Regions from separate parts of the Homo sapiens genome. Here region 2 is linked to region 1. Evidence: read pairs that join two places in POLR2A ChIA-PET (ENCODE). Cell type or tissue: endothelial cell of umbilical vein. All regions are shown on one strand. Each heading gives the region's core, and the rest is flanking DNA. Links, peaks and the distances in the headings are about the cores only.

Region 1 (2,913 bases), core at 90-2,589:
CCAGTGATTTGGAAGTTACCAGCATATAGACATGGCTGGAGTTTGTTGAAGTGCATGAAATTGCTCATGCAAGAAAGTATAAAAAGACAGAGGGAGTGGGCATGAGGACAGGCAGAGCAAGAAGGGAGTTAGACCGAAATCAGTCACAGCAATGGGAGAGATTTTAAAAGCCAGTCTGCAGACTGACATGATACAGAGAGGTACAAACCAGGCTGAGCAATTCAGAGAATGAACTCTGGCCTTTGAGAGAGCAAGTTAGGTTCTAAGGAACAAGTCATGATCTATGGCCAAGATTTGAGACATTATGTGTCGTGAAGCTGAGGGTGGGGTGGTCCACTTACTTAGACAAAACAGAAACTGTGCAAATAGACCCAGCTGATTGAGTCGAGGTGCGTGAAATGGAGAGGTACAAAGTGAAGAGATTGCTGACTTAAGCATGGTCACACACACCAGCCATATTGCCGGGGGGAGATGTTCACGCCACGGTGCAGCTTCAGCTCTGGAAACAGTTGACTGGTGGAGAGGTGGGATAGAGGCTATGCTGGTGGGGAGTGCGGGAGTCAGTTTTCTGTAGTCCAGAGAACTTAGCTCTAACAAGAGCTGCCATTTCTTAGAGGCTTTTTTTTGGTGGGGGGGATGCTTCACCTTCATTATCTTGTTTGAGCTTCAGAACATCTTTGCAAGGTATAATTTAAAAATGAGGAAAGTGAGGCTCAGAGAGCCAAGGAACTGCCCAAATCCAACTGAGAGGGCAGAATTTGAACCCACATTTGTGGAACCTCAAAGCCCTGATTCTTTCCTCTGTAACATTCTGCCTTGGGTCAGAGACGTCTGTCCTCAGGTAGCAGGTTCATCTGGTCTAGGAAGAAAGTCAAGCCTGAGACAAACAAGCACAGGGCTCCTGAGCTCCCAGCCACCAGCCCAGGAGCAGGAAAGGGTTGGAGTTCTGAGGGAGATTGTGATGTGAAGAAGGGGACTGGTCAGAACCAAGGAGCAAGAGCCCGGCCTCCAGGACTTTAACAAATTGAGAAATGTTGAGGCAAGGGCAGCAGCTGTCTCCCAGCAACTTGGGGCCCCAGGTCTGACCAAGAGCAATGATGGGCAGGGGAGCAAGTTGGGTGTGGCCATGAAAAGGTCGTGTGTTTTATTTAGGGAATATAGGAATTAAGTGTATTAGTCTGTTCTCGTGCTGCTAATAAAGACATACCCAAACTGGGTAATTTAAAAAGGAAAGAGGTTTAATAGACTCACAGTTCCACCTGGCCAGGGAGACCTCACAATCATGGTGGAAGGCAAGGAGGAGCAAAGTCACATCTTACATGGCAGCAGGCAAGAAAGAGCGTATGTAGGGAAGCTCCCCTTTATAAAACCATCAGGCCTTGTGAAACTTAATCACTGTCACAAGAACAGCATGGGAATGGCCTGCCCCATGATTCAATTACCTCCTGCCAGGTCCCTCCCATGACATGTGGGAATTATGTGAGCTACAATTCAAGATGAGATTTGGGTGAGAACACAGCCAAATCATATCGTTAAGCATGTATATAAGTCAGAGACATGCCAGTGAGAAGAGAGAGGAAAGAGGGGAGAAGAGTCATAAATCAAGGATCAAGATCCCAGGGAGGGGGATTAGCTCTGGAAAGAATGAAGGGTGAAGCTTCCTCTGAGACAGAAAGGGGGTCAGGATGGTAAAAAGAGCATTCATTTTGACAAAGGTTGGGAAGGAAGTTGAAAAAGTTTAGACCAAACAGCCTCTTTTTTTTTTTTAATTGAAAGAGGCTATATTATTTCTGTAGGGTTGGTGATGAGAAAATAATTTAAAATGCAAACCAGAGCATCAAGGAATGCAAAAGCAAATTCAGTGGTAAGAGAACACCACATCCAGTACCCAGCAAGGTGGGAATGCAGCCACTGGGTCAAAGAGGATCAGGTAGATTAATTCCAGTATCTCCCTGCTTTTCACAATGACTTAGGAGGAACGCAGGGAGGTAGAGCATGTAAAAGAGAGATAACGTGTGGGGAAATATGTTGTAAATACTAAAGTATTATGCAAATCAGTTGCATCTGAATTACTTTTTCGGTGTTAAGGATGATGAAACAGATTCGGAGCAGTTAAGGTCACTGAGGCACCACCTGGACTTGAACTCACATCCTCTAGCCCCAGCCCTGCTGCTCCTGCGGCCCGCTTCTGCACAGCGCAGCACTGAGTAAATGAGATTGGAAATGGAAGTGGTAAGGAGGAAAACAAAACCTTCTGCCTTTAAATTCTTGTTCTGGGCTGGGTGCGGTGGCTCACACCTGTAATCCCAGGACTTTGCGAGGCTGAGGCAGGCAGATCACAAGGTCAGGAGATCAAGACCATCCTGGCCAACATGGTGAAACCCCATCTCTACTAAAATACAAAAAAATAGCCAGGCATGGTGGTGCTTGCCTGTAATCCCAGCTACTCGAGAGGCTGAGGCAGGAGAATCGCTTGAACCTGTAAAGCAGAGGTTGCAGTGAGCTGAGATCACGCCACTGCACTCCAGCCTGGCGACAGAGCTAGGCTCCATCTCAAAAAACAAAAAATAAAATAAAAATAAATAAATAAAAAATTCTTGTTCTGAGACACAGAGAAACAAAATCTGTTTCCGTTTTCTTTTTCTTTTCTTTTTTTTTTTTTTGAGACAGGGTCACAATCTATCATCCAGGCTGGAGTGCAGTGGTGCCATGTTGGCTCACTGCAACCTCCGCCTCCTGGGTTCAAGCAATTCTCCTGCCTCAACCTCCTGAGTAGCTGGCATTACAGGTGCCCGCCACCACACCTGGGTAATTTTTGTATTTTTAGGAGAGACAGACAGTCACCATGTTGGCCAGGTTAGTCTGGAACTCCTGTCCTCAAGTGATCCACCCGCCTCACCCTCCCAAAGTGCT
Region 2 (2,913 bases), core at 197-2,696, 69 kb after region 1:
TGGGCAGCCCTATTGAAGAAGGAGAAAGATACAATATTAAAAATTTAGACTTTGGACTGTGTGGGCCTAAATAAATTATTCTAATTTGTAGTGTTTATAATAACATGATTAAATATAATTTAAAAGGCTAAAACTACATTTAATTTATTTTTAATATACAAAGATACTTGCTGATGGCATTTTTACTGATGGAAGTATTTTTCCTTTTTTAAAATAAACTTTTTATTTTAAAACAGTTTTATATTTACAGAAAAGTTGCAAATAATAGTACAAGGGTTCCTACCCATCCATCAGCTAGTTTTCCCTGAGGTTAACATATTGCATTACTATAGTACATTTCTCAAAAGTAAGAAGCCAATGGTGGTAAAGTACTGCTAGCTAAACTCCAGCCAAGGCAAGGCAGCCACAGCTGAGTGCCTTTACTCAGATTTCACCAGTTCTTCCACTAACGCCCTTTTCTGTTCAGGATCTAATTCAGGATCCCACCTTGCATTTGGTGGTCCTCTCTCCTAGTCTCTCCTTAGGGCTGTGACAGTTTCTCATATTTTCCTTGTTTTTGATGAGCTTGACAGTTTTGAGGAGTGCTGGACAGGCATTTTGTTGAAAGTCCCTCCACTGGGATTTGTCTGGTGTTTTCTCATGACTTGGCTGGATGACAGTGTTTTGGGGAAGAAGAAAGACCACAGAGGCGAAGTGCCATTTTCATCACCTTATATCAAGGGTAACTACTGTTAACATGATTCATCACTGTGGATGCTGACCTTGATCCAGGTAGTGCTTGCAAGTCCCTAAGCCAAGCTCCCACACTCAAAATGTGTGTATGGTGGCAAGTGTGGGAGGGGGGCTGAGCTTTGCCCCCTGGAGGGGGAATATCTATGGAAATTATTTGGAATTCTTCTGCACAGAAGAGTTGTCTCTTTCCCCTCCTCCCCCTGCCCCATGTATTTATTTCTTCAATAGCTTATTTATATTAAGATGGACCCCTGGATATTTATTTTATACTTTGGGTTTGTAATCCAATACTATTTACAGATGATCCTCAAATTACAATAGGGTTATGTCCCAACAAACCCATTGTAAATTGAAAATCTTAAGTCAAAAATGCATTTAATACCCCCAATAAATCAATCGTAAAGTTGAAATCGGAAGTGGCACCATCATAAGTAGGGAAGTGCCTATATTTTCCTGCTTGTATTGTTCCAGCTTTGGCCACCAGGAGCTCTTCCAGGCTATCTCCTGTGCCCCTTTGAAGGTGTCCCTTCCTTACTTTTGCTCTTTGAGCCCTTCCTTACTTCTAGCACCATGAGACGCTCCAGGCTCATCTTGCATTTTTCCTGCCCCAATCCTAGAGTTGGCCACTTTTCCAAGGAGCCCTGGTTCCTTTTATTGGAGAATGGTGTTAGAAACGAAGACCTGGGTGCTGGGCATAAATTAGCGTATTAGGCTGTGTTTATGTTGCTTAAAAGGAATACTTGAGACTGGGTAATTTATAAAGAAAAGAGATATTATTTTGGCTCACAGTTCTGCAGCCTGTACAGGAAACTTGGTGCTGGCATCTGTTTCTGGTGAGGGCTTCAGGAAGCTTTTAATCATGACGAAGGCGACGGGCAGCCAGCATGTCACACGGAGAGAGCGTGAGCGAGAGAGAGGAGGAGGTGCTATATACTTTTAAACAACCAGATCTCACAAGAACTCACTATCCAGAGGACAGTACCAAGCCATTCATGAGGAATCCGCCCTCATGACCCAAACACCTCCCACCAGGCCCCACCTCCAACATTAGGGATCACATTTCAACATGATTTGGTGGAGACAGACATCCAAACTGTGTCAGTTAGATTTTTAAAACACTTCTTAGCATTTATTTTTAATTATAAAATTAATATACACTCTTGGAAAAATTTTCCTTCTTTCTGTTTGTTTGTTTGTTTTTGTAGAGACAGGTCTCACTTTGCTGCCCAGGCTGATCTCAAACTACTGGTCTCAAGCAGTTTTCCCATGTTGGCCTCCCAAAGTGCTAGGATTGTAGGCATGAGCCACCACTCCAGGTCAAAATTTCTGAACAACATAGAAATGTACCAAGTTAGACATGAAAAAGTCCCTGGCAGGGTGTGGTGGCTCACGCCTGTAATCCCAGCACTTTGGGAGGCCGAGGCAGGTGGATCATGAGGTGAGGAGTTTGAGAGCAGCCTGGCCAATATGGTGAAACCCTGTCTCTACTAAAAATAACAAAAATTAGCCAGGCATGGTGGCACGCTCCTGTAGTCCCAGCTACTCAGGAGTCTGAGGCAGAAGAATTGCTTGAATCCGGGAGGCAGAGGTTGCAGTGAGCCGAGATGGAGCCACTGCACTCCAGCGTGGGTGACAGAGCGAGATTCTGCCTCAAAAAAAAAGAAAAAGACCCATCTGCTTTTTCTGCAATCTACTTTCCAAAACTAAACTATCATTTAGGGTGTACTTAGGGTTTTTAACAATTTATAAACGAATGCATCTTTATAGTACAACATTTGAAAATGATTAAAAAGTATACATCAATAAGATTTCAGAATTTTTTGCACTGTTTGTAATGGGGAAAATGAGAAAAAAATGTCCTTTATCAAGAATCGGAGATCAGTTCTAATCTAATCTCTAACTCTAAGAACCTGGTAAAAAGTATATAAAATAAAGACATTTAATTATATGAGAAAGTGTTCACAATATATCTATTCAATGAAAAACAGCAGATTACAAAACACTACGTACAATATTTATTCCTTCCTTTTTGTAAAAATAAAATTAAAAGTATTGGCACAAAAAAGATTAAAAGAACAAGTATCAGTATGTCATAGTGATTAATTCTGAATAATGCGGTAATTACAGGTGATTTTACCTTTCTTCCTTTTCTTTAAATGCATTTTCCAAATTCTGTACACT

The links. Peaks named below come from ENCODE experiments on the same cell type or tissue, not always from the same donor. Only the 100,000 strongest peaks of a DNase experiment are listed, where the experiment ranks them.
Region 2: POLR2A ChIA-PET joins it to region 1 with 9 read pairs; 3 of 35 experiments call an interaction of 5 or more read pairs at or near these places.

The regions. Positions count from the first base shown.
Region 1 is chr13:44,669,521-44,672,433 of GRCh38, forward strand. The region is part of intron 3 of LINC00407 (long intergenic non-protein coding RNA 407); the gene reads left to right. Among named protein-coding and RNA genes, the nearest start is that of LINC00407, 31 kb to the left of the region's middle. In endothelial cell of umbilical vein, for the core only: no CTCF peak of the experiment used is centred there; no DNase peak of the experiment used is centred there.
Region 2 is chr13:44,738,094-44,741,006 of GRCh38, forward strand. No RefSeq gene overlaps it. Among named protein-coding and RNA genes, the nearest start is that of LINC00330, 70 kb to the right of the region's middle. In endothelial cell of umbilical vein, for the core only: a CTCF peak has its summit at 1,245; a DNase peak (open chromatin) is centred at 1,588; H3K27ac peaks cover 436 bases.